Linked DNA regions of Homo sapiens: all the other regions are linked to region 3. Evidence: chromatin contacts called from ENCODE Hi-C or POLR2A ChIA-PET data. All regions are on one chromosome and are shown on one strand. Each heading gives the region's core, a stretch centred on a gene start or an enhancer-like site at or near the end of the contact. The rest is flanking DNA. Distances are from core to core; before and after follow the strand shown. Region 1 holds the start of NUFIP2 (nuclear FMR1 interacting protein 2). Region 2 holds the start of PHF12 (PHD finger protein 12). Region 3 holds the start of EVI2B (ecotropic viral integration site 2B).

Region 1 (4,581 bases), core at 304-2,803, 2.0 Mb before region 3:
ATCCCCCCGCCGCCCCCCCAGGCCTCCTGCCTCTAGGAGCGCCGCGGCCGCCGCCCGCGGCCTCCTTCCCTCTCAGCTCCGCTTCGAGGCCGGCTCCCCGCCCCGACTGCCCGCGCCTCCCGCCGCACCCGGGAGCGGGAAACGCGGCCGCTGGCGCGCGGGGCCCTGCGCAGGCCGCTCCCCTCGTGGCCGCTTCCCTCCCCCACCCCAACCGCCCCCGCCCCTCACCCCAGGGACCCGCCCGGGGCCGCGCGCCGCCACCGGGTTACACAACCCCGGCCGGCGACGGGGGGGGGGGCGGCCGCGGTGCGGGGGGCGCCGGCGCCCCCGCAGTGCAGGGGGCGAGGCTGCGGCCGGTGGTGATCCCGGGTCACCCGGCTCCGCCGCCCCGTGTGGCCCTCGACACCCTTCCCCCTCCGCTCCTCAGTGGGCCGGAGTCGGTGACAGGAATCGGCTTCCAACATGGCGGACAGGAAGCGGCCCCGCGAGGAGGAGAGAACATTCCAGCCGCGCCGGCTCTGGGGGGAGCGGGCGCGGGGCGCCGGCCTCGGGAGGAGCCGCGGGACAAGACTGCGGGGTCCGGCGCCCAAAAAGGGCGTTTAGTGGTGGAAATGACCCGTGAGATGAGGGGTCCCAACAGCCCCCCCCACCGAGACGGGGAGCCCCAAGGCCACAGGTGGGCTTGGGGTGGCGGGTGAGGGGCACTTCCTCAACTCACCCTACCTACCCACTCCTCGCCGCCTGCAAAAGGGTCTCGCGACACCATCCGAGTCGGGATTCGCTAGGCCTTCCTGAGTTACACCTCGAGGGATTTTTTGGGGGGGTAGGTTTACCCCATCTCAGGGCCCCCAAATTGAGGTAACTCCAGGGACGCAGGGAGGTGAATGGGAAAAGAATAATGAGGTTGGACTTGCAAGGCCGACCCAGCAGGTCTCCCTTCAGCCGGGGCCGGGGCCAGGAAGGTCACGCTGGCCTGGCTGGGCCTCTCCCATGCTGGAGGGAAGGAGAGGGCGCTGCAAACCCCATTGCTCAGCCCGAGCTCTAGAATGAAAGGGGCATCCCCAGAGCCGGAGGGGACACACACACACACACCCCGACCCCGTCCGCGCTTTTCGGATCCAGCCCCACCCCCATCTCTCCTGTCCTCCACCCCCAACCCCCTTCCCCCACCCGTCCTCCCTCCCAGACCTGTTTTCTTCTTCGGCGTTTCCTGGTGCTGCTGGAGGGTGTGTTTCTGCTCATGTTTCAGCGGCTTTGGCTGGGCCTTGGGGCTGCCCTCGGCTCCATGCTGCAGGTATTGGTGAGGCTGCTGGTGATGATGGTGGTGGTGGTGGTTGTGGCTGTGGTTGTAGAAATAATAATGGTGGTGGTGGTGCGGCTGCTGCTGCTGCTGCTGAGGGTGATGGTGCGGATGGTGGTGGCTGTGATGGTGCTGAGGCTGTGGCTGGCCGGGCTTCTCCTCCATTGAAAGCGGCTGGGACTCCCTGGCTGAGGCTGCGGGCTGCTGCACCGTCAGGATCTGAGACTGCTTCTCAGGGCTCACTCAGTATATCTGAGCGCGTCTCGCCAGCGCACTGGTTAACCGAGCGATTCTGCGAGATTGGCAGCCGCACTCCAACAATCAGGAGCCACGCTGTGCCGCAAGCCCCGCCCCCAGCTCAAATCCTCTTTCCTTCCCCTTCGCCGCTGCCGCCTGGCCAACGCCACTTACCCTGTGCAACCTCACAGGGCCGGGCCTTCAACGTCAGCACTATGGCTCTCTCTTCTGTCGCTTTCTCTCCTTCACCACGCAGTCTGTGAACAGCACTTTCTACACTCCTCGCCGGCAAGCAGGCTCGTGTCGAGGGTAGCAGATTCCACTGGCGATTCCACTGGTGCTGTGAGCCATCTGCTGGCTTTGCACCTCTTAGAATCTGGTGTTTTTTTGTTTTTTGTTTTGTTTTGTTTTTAATCCTTTTCCGGGTAACCAGAAAGGGAAGCTCAATTCCCTTAACCCCGAGACCACTAAAGGGGCAATACAAAAAGAGGAAATAAATACATTTTTAAGCATACAAGAGCTTCACAATCCAGTAGATCATTTTGTATTCTGGATTCATTTTGCTTTGTATTCATATGCTAATCTCTTCCTTTCCACGAAGGGATTATAGGGTTCCACAATGGGGTATCTGTGTAATTTTCTAAAAGGGCACAAAGGGTTTAAATCATTGTTTCTTTGTAGTTGGAGGCAAGGGAGAGCAGGAGGAATGAAAATTTACACTGAAGGTTTTTTTTTTTTTAATTAAACTCTGCAGGTGAGGTCAACTGTGGAACCAAAATAGGTTTTAGAATGAGAAGTTTCAAGAGCAAAGGAAGGGGAGAAAGAGCACTTAAAAGTTATTAAGTGGGTTTGTTTTTTTTTTTTTTGGCACTTATGGAAAAATTGAAATTAAAAGAAATATTCTGTAGCGTTTTGTAGTGTAGATTTAACTTATCCTGCATTACCACATCACAGTATATGATTTTCAAAAGCAAATGTTAGAGCCATGATAGTGGTTACTCAGGAAGGAAGAGGGTTGTGATGGGGAGGGACACAGGTTACTCTGATAATATTTCATTTTGGGGGCTAGGTGGTGATTACATATATTTGCTTAGTAATTATTTGTTAAACTGAATATACAGATAAAATGCACTTTTCCCAATGTATGTTATAGATTGGGGGATTTTTTTAATTGTAAAATATTCATAATATAAAATTTACCATCTTAATATTAAGTGTATGGTTCAGGTGCATTAGGTACATTCGTATTGTTGTAGAACCATGACCATCATCTATCTCCAGAACTTTTTCATCATTCCAAACTGAAACTTCATACCCAATAAAAATAAATGTCCTTTCCCTCCTCCTTCCATCCCTTGATAACCACTGTTCTGTTTTCTGTCTCTACGAACTTGACTATTCTAGGTACCTCATATAAGTGGGATTGTACTGTATTTGTCTTTTTGTGACTAGCTTTTTTGCATAATGTCTTCAGAGTAGCATACATCAGAATTTCCCTCTTTTTTAAGGCTGACTAATATTCCATTATATGTATATACCACATTTTGTTCATTCACTCAGCAACGGACATATGGACTGTTTCCTCAATGTATGTTACGTTTTTGAATTTTTAAAATGTGGCTTGAATTCCTACAACAGGACAACATTAAAGGAACAAGAAGCTTGAAAGCAAAAAGTTTATGCTATGAAATTAATGAATGTCAATGCAAAAGCTTATTTAAAACGTAAAAGCTGGTTTCCAATAACAAATGTCATTGAATCCTGAAAACCATGACCAAATTTTGGCATGTTCTATACAGTAAGGATTTGTGTTGCCTTGTTAAATTTTATTTTATTTTATTTTGAGATGGAGTTTTGTCCTTGTTGCCCAGGCTGGAGTGCAATGGCATGATCTCAGCCCACCGCAACCTCTGCCTCCTGGGTTCAAGCAATTCTCCTGCCTCAGCCTCCTGAGTAGCTGGGATTACAGGCATGCGCCACTGTGCCAGGCTAATTTTGTATTTTTAATAGAGATGGGGTTTCTCCATGTTGGCCAGGCTGGTCTCGAACTCCTGATCTCAGGTGATCTGCCCACCTCAGCCTTCCAAAGTGCTGGGATTCATGAGCCACCAGGCCCAGCCAGCTTTGCTAAATTTTAAAGAAAAACCTCTTTGGGGGTACATTTACCCAATTTTGAGAATGAAAACCCTAATAATAATATCATATCACAATAAGTCTTTACCACTGAATAATATTCTGCCACGTTCCCAATTATTAAAGAAAAAACAGGTCAGGTGTGGTGGCTCACACCTGTAATCCCAACGCTTTGGGAGACCATGGCAGATCAGTTGACCCAGCAGTTCGAGACCAGCCTGGGCAACATACAGAGACTCTCTCTCTACAAAAATTTTTAAAAATTAGCCTGGCATGGTGGTGTGTGCCTGTAGTTGGGAGGCTGAGATGGGAGGATGACTTGAGCCCTCCAGGTGGAGGCTGCAGTGAGCTGTGATTGTGCCACTGTACTCCAGTCTGGGCAACAGAGCGAGATCCTGTCTCAAAAAAAAAAAAAGAAGAAGAAAGAAAGAAAAGTATATATACAATTTAAGATTATGTTGGTATTTTTTGTTGACTTAGACATTCAGTTGGAAGGCTTGAATTTCTGAGTTCCAACTTCCCTGTCTAGGTTTTCTACATTATACCTGCAGGCAAACCAAAAGCACTCATTCTGTATTTCTGATTTATCACACTTTTGCCTACCTTTAGCTTTTCACTTACAGTTGTACTGACTGAGTTTAATAAACTAAATCTTATTCTCAGATGCTCTAGTTACTATGAATGTTGCCTTAGTAGTATGCAGTAGTATGAAGAAAGGCTTATGATATAATGTAAGAAAAAAAGCAGAATATTACATTCTTGTATACATTAGAATCATAATCTTGAACACGAATTTTAAAAATAAGAATGGAAATACAACAGTAAAACACAGACCTTTTTTCTTCTTGATTTTTCTGAAGTTGTTTTATATAAAATATAATTGGGATTTGCCAAGAATGTGAAATATTCCA
Region 2 (4,743 bases), core at 2,137-4,636, 2.4 Mb before region 3:
TCAGCTTTATCAAATAAGAGAGCTTATCAAATTCTCACTCAACATGCATGTCAGCAATCATGGTTAACACCAATTTCATCCTAGGAGTAGGACGTAAGCCCACATTTTAAATCAAGAAGTCTACAACTCAGTCCTGGTATACATACCAAACAAACACACTAAAAAAATGTAAGCAACTGGGAATAACTGGTAAGCAACACAACGTATATTCAGGCACAAATTTCTCCTAAGAATAGCAAAAGAAATGTGACCAGAAATATCTTCTCCAGGTGGATTACACCTTATAGGAAGTAAAGGCTAAAAACCACAGACCCTTAGTCACTTCATAATAAAAATTTTAAAGCCAGCAGCAAAACTTCCTCTACGATAATCATTTTTGTCCCAGCAATTTTACAAGCTGGGATGGGGTGCCCTCCTGGGCAAAAGTATCTTGGGAATGGTAATGGGAGTTTCCTACATAACTTCTGACCATAAACTTAATTTGCTCAGTATCAGTCATCTGTCTAATAAGTGTTCCCAAACCTGCAATTAGTACAAATATACAGTAGACACTACTCCACAAACCGAGAGATGGAACGTGAATGGAACTGTTGAGAGACCTTCGGTGAAATTTCACTTAAAACAAAATAAAAAGAGGGCTAAAAAAGGCAACATCAAACAACTGGTGGGAACACAGAACAGCCCCCTTTTCCTCTCTCCAGTCTGGCTCCTCTCTCAAACCCCTGCCTCAGTCAACTGTTGCAGAACAACAGAACGAGACCCAGTAGAACAAGACGAAATCTGGGTTTGCTGCCGCAGATGTGGGATTTTTGTGGAGGGCAGAGGTGATTTCGGCCGGCAGAAGATGGAGTTTAAACTCTTCTTTGCCGGATTGTCCTGGGCTGAGCCGCTGAGGAGGATCACGCAGCGGGCGATCAACTCAGGTCCCTCCCTCTCGGTTCGGTCTCTCCCCTCCTCTCATGTCCAGTAAGGGGGAAAAAGCGTACGGCTTTCCAGCTCTCAGCTCCTTAAAAATGCCTTTCTAGTGCCACCGCACACAATCCTCCCTCTGGCAGCAAAGAATTTTGCAGCGAAGGGCTCGCCGATCCGGAGCGGAGAAATGAAATCGGCGCCCAAGGGCAATTTTAATTGTCTAACCCGGCCCGATTTCCTAAGAGGCAGCGGCGCCGGGAGGGAGGAGGGAAGAGGGAGGAGGAAGGAAGGCAGCTCTGAGAGGCAACAGGGGGCAAGCGGAGGCAGAGAAAGGGGATCAAAGCGGCGAGATCCCAGACGGGGCCCCCGAGGAGCTTCTGCAGAAAGGACTCTGGGGCTGTCCCCACCGTTCCCCCGAGAGACGTTTGCAAATCATATATGCAGCCAAAATGGCGCTGAGAATAAAAATATAATTTAAAGGCAGGTCGCCATATTGTAAACAGAGAGGCAAAGAAGAGGCGGACTCGAGAGACACCCTCCACGATTTTTTCTACAGCCACAAGCGCCCGGTTGCCGGGGTCTGGACCAGGGCAACTCAGGTGGCCGAGGGCTCCACGCACCCACCCCGAGGAGATCCCGGCCGGGCAGGAGCCCCGAGGGCAGCGGGCGCGCGGGCAGGCAAGCGGCACTGGGCCCGGAGCTCCTCCCCTTCCTCCCCCGCCACTGCCGGCTGTCCCCGGCCGGCTCTGTCCCGGCTCCCCAGCGACTTCCAATCCCATATGGGGTTCTCTTCACTCGTCCCAACCCCCACCTCGGGGTCCGGACCCACCGCTGCTCCTCCCCGCTAAACTGCCAGAACCCGGCGGACACCTGGGGGCGGGGAGGTGCTCGCCCCGGCAGCTGCAGAAAGTCAGCTAGCGGCTGCAAGCGCCCGTTATTTCGGCAGTCAGGGGCAGGCCGGGTGAAGGAATGCGCAGAGAAGGGTCCGCCAAGAAGCTCCAAAAGGGTCCCCAGACCTTACCAGCACTGGAGGTGGAAGGCAGCCGGGCAGTGGTCGCAGCACAGGAGATCTCCACCTTCCTTGCAGCTATCGCAGCTGTCGTGGTTGGTGGCCCTGCCGCTTCTCCGGGGCTCCTTCTCAGGCTTCCGACTGCGCTTTTCTGCCTCGTCCGTCTTGGGGGGAGCCAGCAGAGCTTGGATTTGCTGCACACACATACAAACGGCGTGTGTGCACACTCGGAGCTCCCGGGCGGTCCGTCGCCCCCCCGGCGCGGTTTCTCCGTCACCCACCCCTCTCCCCCCTTTTGTCCTTCTTCCTCCCATCCAGGCTGCTCCCAGAATCTCTCAGCCCCCGGAACCAGGGGGAGCCCACCCTAACCGCGTTCCTGCAGCACAACAACGAGAACAGCTTCTTCCAAATGGGGAGGATCAAGGGTAGGGGGATGGGAAGAGGGTGCGCGGTTCCCTTCTTGCCACTTCCTTGTATGGACAGTGGGGGACTCCAAAGACCCGCTCGGGAGAGGCCCAAAGCCCGGTACCCGGACGTGCTGGGGGAAGCACAAAGGGGCCAACAAGAAGGGGGTGGGGAGGCCTGCCGGTGCAACGAGATGGAGTGGGCTGGCGCCTCGGGAGAGCGAATCGAGGGCGGCGGGTAGGTGAAACTGCTGCAAACGTCCTCGGAGGCTGAGCTCAGCCCCCTAAATTGCAAAGAGGGGAGGGAGAGGCTAGGTGAGGAAGAATCCCCCTCCCTCGGCCATCTAGGCGCTTCGAGTTTAGGACTGGCTTTGTGGGGCGGAGGGCGGAGGTTCCCTCCCGGCGCTGGAGGAAGGAGATGAGGAGGGCCACTCTTACCTCCATCAGCCCCCCTGATGTGTCCAAGTCGTACACGATCGTCTTGGTCTCCATTTTCTCCCACATTCATCCACCTCCCGGGCTGGGTGCTCTCTGCTCCGGCCCCCCCAACCCCGGGGGGAGGGGGGAGGTGAGGGGAGGGGGCGCTCCTGACCCCGGCCCCGCTTTTTTCCCAATACGGGTCCCGACTTCCTCGCCCTGGCTCCCCCCCACCCCCCGGCCCCCAGTCCCCGGGACGACAGCGTCCTCCCGACGGGCCGCGAGGGGGGAGCGGCCCCTCAGTCCCGGCCCGGCTGCTGGCTGCACAGTGGGTCCCGGCTCCGGGGGTCAGGCCTCGGCGGGGCCTAGTCCCACAGGCTAAAGCCGGCACTGGCGACAGCCGGTCCGGCCGGGAAGGCTGGCGGGCGCTGCCATCCCGGGGCTGGGGGTATCGGAGGGGGGGTGAGAGGTTACGTGAGGTTGTGGTACGTGAGGTGACTGGGGGGAGGGTGATGGGGGGTGGTCCCCGGGCTCCGCCTCTCGCCGCCGCCGCCGTCTGCGTCCCGGCTGCCGCGCACTTGGCGCAAACTTACCGCGAGCGCCCGCAAAGCCACCCGCGCAGGCGCCCCGGGATCGGCGCTCGCCGCGCGCAACCGCAGTGACAGCCGGCGGCCTGGCTCCCGCGCAGCCGCGGTGAGGGAGTACCCCCCAGCGCGCAGCCGCGCTGGCATTCGTCTGGAGGACCGAAGCCCCACCTTTCTGCCCTGCGCCAGCGCACTGAGACAAAAGGGCGGGACCTGAGGTCTCGCGCAGGCGCTTGAGAAAGCTTGTAGGGGTCAAGGCGCAGCCGCAGGAAGCTAGGGACTGTTCATCCATTGGTGTTTGTGTGCAAACTAAGACGACTCTGTTCTGCGCAGGCGTGTTGGGGGTGCTCCCCCTTCCTCTCCATAACACAGACGCCTCCCGCGCAGGCGTATTGCCTTCCGCAGGCCCTCACAAGAAAGCTGCTCCTTTCGCCATTTTGGTAATGGGATATGGGCTATCATGCCCTTGGAGTCCTCAGGCATGAACAGAAAGGAGCAAGGTGTGGTGTTGGATGGAGCTGGTCGCCTGTCGGTGACAGCAGTATTCCTAGGGATGTTGTACTTGACCGTTTGGTTCTACCATCGGGTGTGGCTGGACCAGGCCACCATATTGGTAAAGAGAAAAGCCATTTGAGACAGAAAATGACGCTTTTGGAGGCGTGTGGGATGACTGTGGTTCCTAATTCTCTCCCGCTCCTGACAGATAATTTTATCAGTTAATTGTATCCTCAGCATCCCTGCCTTGCGTGGTGGTGGCACTGGAGAGTTCCGCCTGCCCGTTACCACCCTCTCTTCACCACTGTCCCTGAGATCTGCTCTTCAAGAGGAAGCCTAAAGTGGAGAGTTTGTAATCCTGACAACGCCCAGCTACCTGCGTACCCCGGACTCCAACTCCCAGTTTGCAACGCCAAAGGGTCTAAAGGGCGAACGGGGGCGCATTGCATCCTGGGAGCAAGAATCGCGATAGGTCTGATGGATTGTGGGAACTGTAGTTCCATGTGCGTGCGATGCACTCTATGGTAGGATAGACCCGGGGAAGAGTCATTTGCCGGCCAGGAAGGGATACTTTTGAGAGCGTCAGTGCTGCATGCCGGGATTTGTAGTCTGAGGGCCCGCCTCGCATTCTGGGCGGGGATTCATGCTCCTTTTCAGGGCGCCCGCTCCTCCCCTTGGTATTGCCGTCAGAGATGGGCGGTTGGTTATTGCTGCCTGATGGTGGATGAAGCAGTGGAAAAGAGAATTGTATCGTTGTGCTTGACACTAGGGGTTTAGTTGGAATTGTTGCTTCGTAGCTGTGCTCGGCCCACTTTTAATGTTAAGGGACACAGCATTCTCAGAGTCGTCAAACTAGCAAGGGTTTAGAGACCATCTGATTTAATCCCCTCTTTTCCAGATGCACAGGGAGGCGCAGTGATTT
Region 3 (4,393 bases), core at 513-3,012:
TTGAGGTCAGGAGTTGAAGACCAGCCTGACCAACATGGTGAAACCCCGTTTCTACTAAAAATACAAAAAATTAGCCAGGCGTGGTGGTGGGTGCCTGTAATCCCAGCTACTCAGGAGGCTGAGGCAGAAGAATCTCTTGACCCTGGGAGGCGGAGGTTGCAGTGAGCCTGTGAGCCAAGATGGTGCCGCTGCACACCAGCCTGGGTGACAGAGGGAGACTCCATCTCAAAAAAAAAAAAAAAAAGTATGGGATTCTATGACAAAAACACACCATAAGGATCGATGGGAAATTTTTTAATTTTATGAAATATGACAGTGAAAAAAATTTAATATAATTTTATGACTTTATGCATAATGAAATAAACTAAATATTAGAAGTAGAAAAATATATAGACAAGCCTAATCTGAAAAAGAGATAAATATCTTTATTTTCTGACTTCCACAGTAATTACTTAGAAGAAATCCTTCTAAGAGAAAGTCATGAATATTTATTAAGTGTTGAAATGGGATATCACCCACTATGAACATATTATTCCCTGAAATTACAAGTCTATGTAAAATACTCTTTGCAGTTTTTATTTGCCCATTTTACCCACAGCAAGCATCTTTTATGCATATTAACAATTTTCTATTGTTTATTCTATAGGTTTCTTCTATCTTATACTATGTTCTAAAGTCTCAGATAATGTGACATAAACACGTAGATGATATTAATATACGCATGCATGTTTGATTATTGACTAACATTTTTGGCTTAGTAAGCTTTTAAAATGAGCCATAATGTTTTCATGTCATCATTATTAAATATAAAATCTATATGTAAAAAATAAAGCATGTATAATAATAATAGTCAAATACCACATCTGATTTCTTTTTCTTTCTAAATTAAGTGAAAGTGACCATTCTTACTATGCAAACTAAAGGGGATACAAAAATTTTAATTTATGCATTATATTATGTACAGGAAAATTCTATAAAAAGTACATTAGAACTTTTAACAATTAATATTTTGGAGGTTATAAATTCAGTCATAGCCTGTGGAATCTAGTTCTATTTCTAACCCTTAGCTTTATCTGCCATGGCTATAGTTTCTTTTTAATTCTAAAACTAAGGTTAACAAATATGATTGTGGCTGGGAGCGGTGGCTCACTCCTGTAATCCCAGCACTTTGGGAGGCGGAGGTAAGCGGATCACCCAAGGTCAGGAGTAGGAGACCAGCCTGGGCAACATAGTGAAACCCCATCTCTACTAAAAATACAAAAAAATTAGCCAGGCGTGGTGGTGGGCGCCTGTAATCCGAGCTACTTGAGAGGCTGAAGCAGGAGAATTGCTTGAACCCAGGAGGTGGAGGTTGCAGTGAGCTGAGATCGTGCCACTGCACTCCAGCCTGGGAGACAGAGCAAGACTCTATCTCAAAAAAAAAAAAAAATATGTGTGTGTGTGTGTGTGTGTGTGTGTGTGTGTGTGAGATTAAATAAACTTAAAAGGTCTTATACAAACCTAGGTGAAAATATTTTTCTAAGGCAAGCTGAACTGAGTATTTTTTAATTCTATGCAACAAAACCACAAAAACCTGTTATAGACATCTTTAGACTATCAGAGTTTAAGTTTAAAACACTAATGACAGTTTTTAAAATAAATTTTATATAAAGCAAGATCAAACCAAATTGTGTGAAAATTTTCTTACCTCAGCTGTTAACTTCTTTTGCAGAATGCTAAATTCTTGTTCTAACTGGACATTTTGGTGATTTGGCTAAGAAAGGAAAATGGGTGGTTCAATTCAGATTTAAAATGTTCCTCTAGCAAACTGAAATAGTTTCTGTAGAAAAAGAGGAAGTTTATCAATAGCTGGTTCCGGAAGTGCAATAAACCACAAAGTGACTAAGAAATATATTACTTTAACAGAACTTATTTTGAAATACATTTTGGAGCCCTATGATTTGAGTGCTTTTAATTATGTAAATAAATATTTGAGATACTCTAGTAATATGATTATGTAAATTAAATATTTAGGATGGAGTCCCGAAGAGAAAATTACATGTTCTAAGAAGAAAAGCTGCCAGTTGGGTTATCACTTACAGTGAGATTTCTTCTCATAAGAAGTGAGTGATGTGTTCTGTTTACTTGTATGACCTTAGGCAAGACTCTGCACTTCTGAGTCACCGTTTCCTCCTCTAAAGGAATATTTTATTGGGTTATTGTGAGGATTAAATAAGATAGCATAATATAACATGTATAAATGCCTCACCAACTGCAGGTAACCAATAAATGTAATGTTATTTCCTCATAATATAAAAAGTCCAGGGTAAAAGTATAATTACATTATTTTGCAAATGACAGGATCTCATTCTTTTTTATGGCTGAATAATACTCCATTGTGTATATGTACCATATTTTCTTTATCCATTCATCTGTTTATAGACACTTAGGTTGCTTCCAAATCTTGGCTGTTGTGAATAGTGTTACAACAAAAGTGGGAGTGCAGATGTCTCTTTGTACAGTTTTCCTTTCTGTTGGGTATATACCTAGCAGTGGGATTGCTGGATCATATGATAGCTCTATTTTTAGTTTTTTGAGGAACCACCAAACTGTTCTCCATAGTGGTTTTACTGATTTACATTCCCACTAACAGCGTACGAGAGTTCCATTTTCTCCACACCCTTCCCAGCACTTGTTATTGCCTGTCTTTTGAGTATAAGCCATTTTAACTGGGGTGAGATGAGGTATCATTGTAGTTTTGATTTGCATTTCTCTCATCAGTGGTGCTGAGTACCCTTTCGTATGCCTGTTTGCCATTTGTATATTTGTAATTAAATTATTTTGACCAAATATTTTACTAGTGACTTTTGAGTTCAAGTTCTCAACTATTTATTTGATTACCCACAAAGTAGTTACTTCTCAGTGGAAAATAAAATAAATTGGGGATCATTTTTTAAATAAGAAGTTAACTAAAGTTAACTTGTTACTAAAGGGTAATGAGGGGTTGGGGAGATGGTGTTACCAGTTAATAGGTACAAAAAACAATAGAAAGAATGAATAAGACCTATTTGATAGCACAACAGAGTGACTGTCATTAATACCATAATTATACATTTTAAAATAACTAAAAGTGTAATTGGATCCTTTGTAACACAAAGGATAAGTGCTTGAAGGGATGGATACCCCATTCTCCATGATGTGATTATTTCACGTTGCGTGACTGTATCAAAACATCTCATTACCCTTTAAATATATACACCTACTATGTACCCACAAAAATTTAAAATACAAAAAATTTTTAAGTTAACTAAACAAAGTGTATTGAAAGGAGTGAGTCCATCTGAATAAAAATTTCTTTGAGTAAGTCACCTTTCCTCTCTTGAAAAATGGAGATCATAATTCCTAATTTATAAGCTTATTGTGGAATTAAATAAATGTAAAGTGCCTTGGATGATGCATATTATAGTAGGTACGGAATGTGTTAACCCATGCACTGCTTTTTCCTGGTCACTGCGGGAAACACAGGTTATTATGACCTTGTTCTTAACTTCAGGGTACTTATAGCTTGGTGCAAAAAGAATAGTTTTTTTTTATGGGCTCCTACTATAAAGCATAATATAATCAAATGCTATAAAGCTTTTGATTCACTGGTTTTTGGAAGTATTGTTGTTTTTACGGACAGGGTATTGCTGTGTTGCGCAGGCTGGTCTTGAACTCCTGACCTCAAGCAATCCTCCTGCCTCAGCCTCTCGAGTAGCTAGGACTACAGGCACATGCTACTATGCTCGCTGGCTGGCTTATTTATTTATTGTAAAGATGAGGCTCTTACTTTGTTGTGCAGGCTGGCCTCAAACTCCTGGCCTCAGGTGATCCTCCCAGGATTATAGGTGTAAGCCACTGTGCCTAACCTGATTCACTATTTTTAAATCCCTGAATTAAGCTGGTGAACTGTAATACCCAGGGGTAGGGAATGTGTTTTTGTTCAAAACTAAATGACTTTTAAATTTTGAACTCAAAGATATCTTACCTACCATTTTAAAATACCTGTCATTTGGAAAGGAAACACTTCTGTTTGTTCAGTAACTATCATTGGATAGTACCATTCTGAGAGTATATGTTTAATAGCCAAGATAGTGAGTGGTGAATTTTAAATATTCTTTTAAATATCCTTGTGGTAGAAGCTCTCTGGTGAGAAAATGTTTGACCAGTATGTTGAATATGAAAGTAATTTCCTATTTTTATGATGATATTAATTTCTTTTAATTTTCTCTGACACGTGTTTATTTATGACCCTTGATTCAAGGAGTGCTTTGTGTTACTCCTGGATGTACTGGTGCACAATCTCAAATTTTCAATTTTTGCACAGAATGGGAAGTCTGCCCAGTTTCATTTCTAATCTGGGTTATTTTTCCCC

Evidence for each region. A loop is a pair of places that touch in the nucleus more often than their neighbours do. ChIA-PET counts read pairs that join two places held with the same protein, here RNA polymerase II (POLR2A). Pooled maps may share reads with other maps.
Region 1: a pooled map shows a loop between it and region 3 (8-fold over the local background). The contact joins the promoter of NUFIP2 here to the promoter of EVI2B in region 3. A Hi-C loop is called at or near these places in 1 of 168 maps with a recorded cell type or tissue (naive thymus-derived CD4-positive, alpha-beta T cell) and 7 of 50 pooled maps. POLR2A ChIA-PET finds 5 or more read pairs at or near these places in 1 of 52 experiments (CD4-positive, alpha-beta T cell).
Region 2: a map of naive thymus-derived CD4-positive, alpha-beta T cell shows a loop between it and region 3 (12-fold over the local background). The contact joins the promoter of PHF12 here to the promoter of EVI2B in region 3. A Hi-C loop is called at or near these places in 1 of 168 maps with a recorded cell type or tissue (naive thymus-derived CD4-positive, alpha-beta T cell) and 8 of 50 pooled maps. POLR2A ChIA-PET finds 5 or more read pairs at or near these places in 1 of 52 experiments (GM12878).

What each region holds. Positions count from the first base shown.
Region 1 is chr17:29,292,595-29,297,175 of GRCh38, forward strand. It overlaps NUFIP2 (nuclear FMR1 interacting protein 2), which reads right to left and starts at 1,554. Exons shown (of 4, transcript NM_020772.3): 1 at 1,189-1,554. The coding sequence starts at 1,465. RefSeq lists silencers at 223-402, 1,033-1,152 and enhancers at 859-1,619, 1,313-1,412, 1,723-1,922.
Region 2 is chr17:28,948,132-28,952,874 of GRCh38, forward strand. PHF12 (PHD finger protein 12) reads right to left here and starts at 3,387. Exons shown (of 15, transcript NM_001033561.2): 1 at 2,764-3,387; 2 at 1,934-2,115. The coding sequence starts at 2,829. It overlaps LOC105371716 (a long non-coding RNA gene), which reads left to right and starts at 3,471. Exons shown (of 5, transcript XR_001752822.2): 1 at 3,471-4,743. RefSeq lists enhancers at 648-1,268, 1,089-1,188, 3,629-3,678, 3,779-4,188, 3,890-4,511 and 1 more and silencers at 1,419-1,678, 3,189-3,458.
Region 3 is chr17:31,312,292-31,316,684 of GRCh38, forward strand. EVI2B (ecotropic viral integration site 2B) reads right to left here and starts at 1,763. Exons shown (of 2, transcript NM_006495.4): 1 at 1,688-1,763. All of the region lies in intron 36 of NF1 (neurofibromin 1), which reads left to right. It overlaps EVI2A (ecotropic viral integration site 2A), which reads right to left. Exons shown (of 2, transcript NM_014210.4): 2 at 4,119-4,393.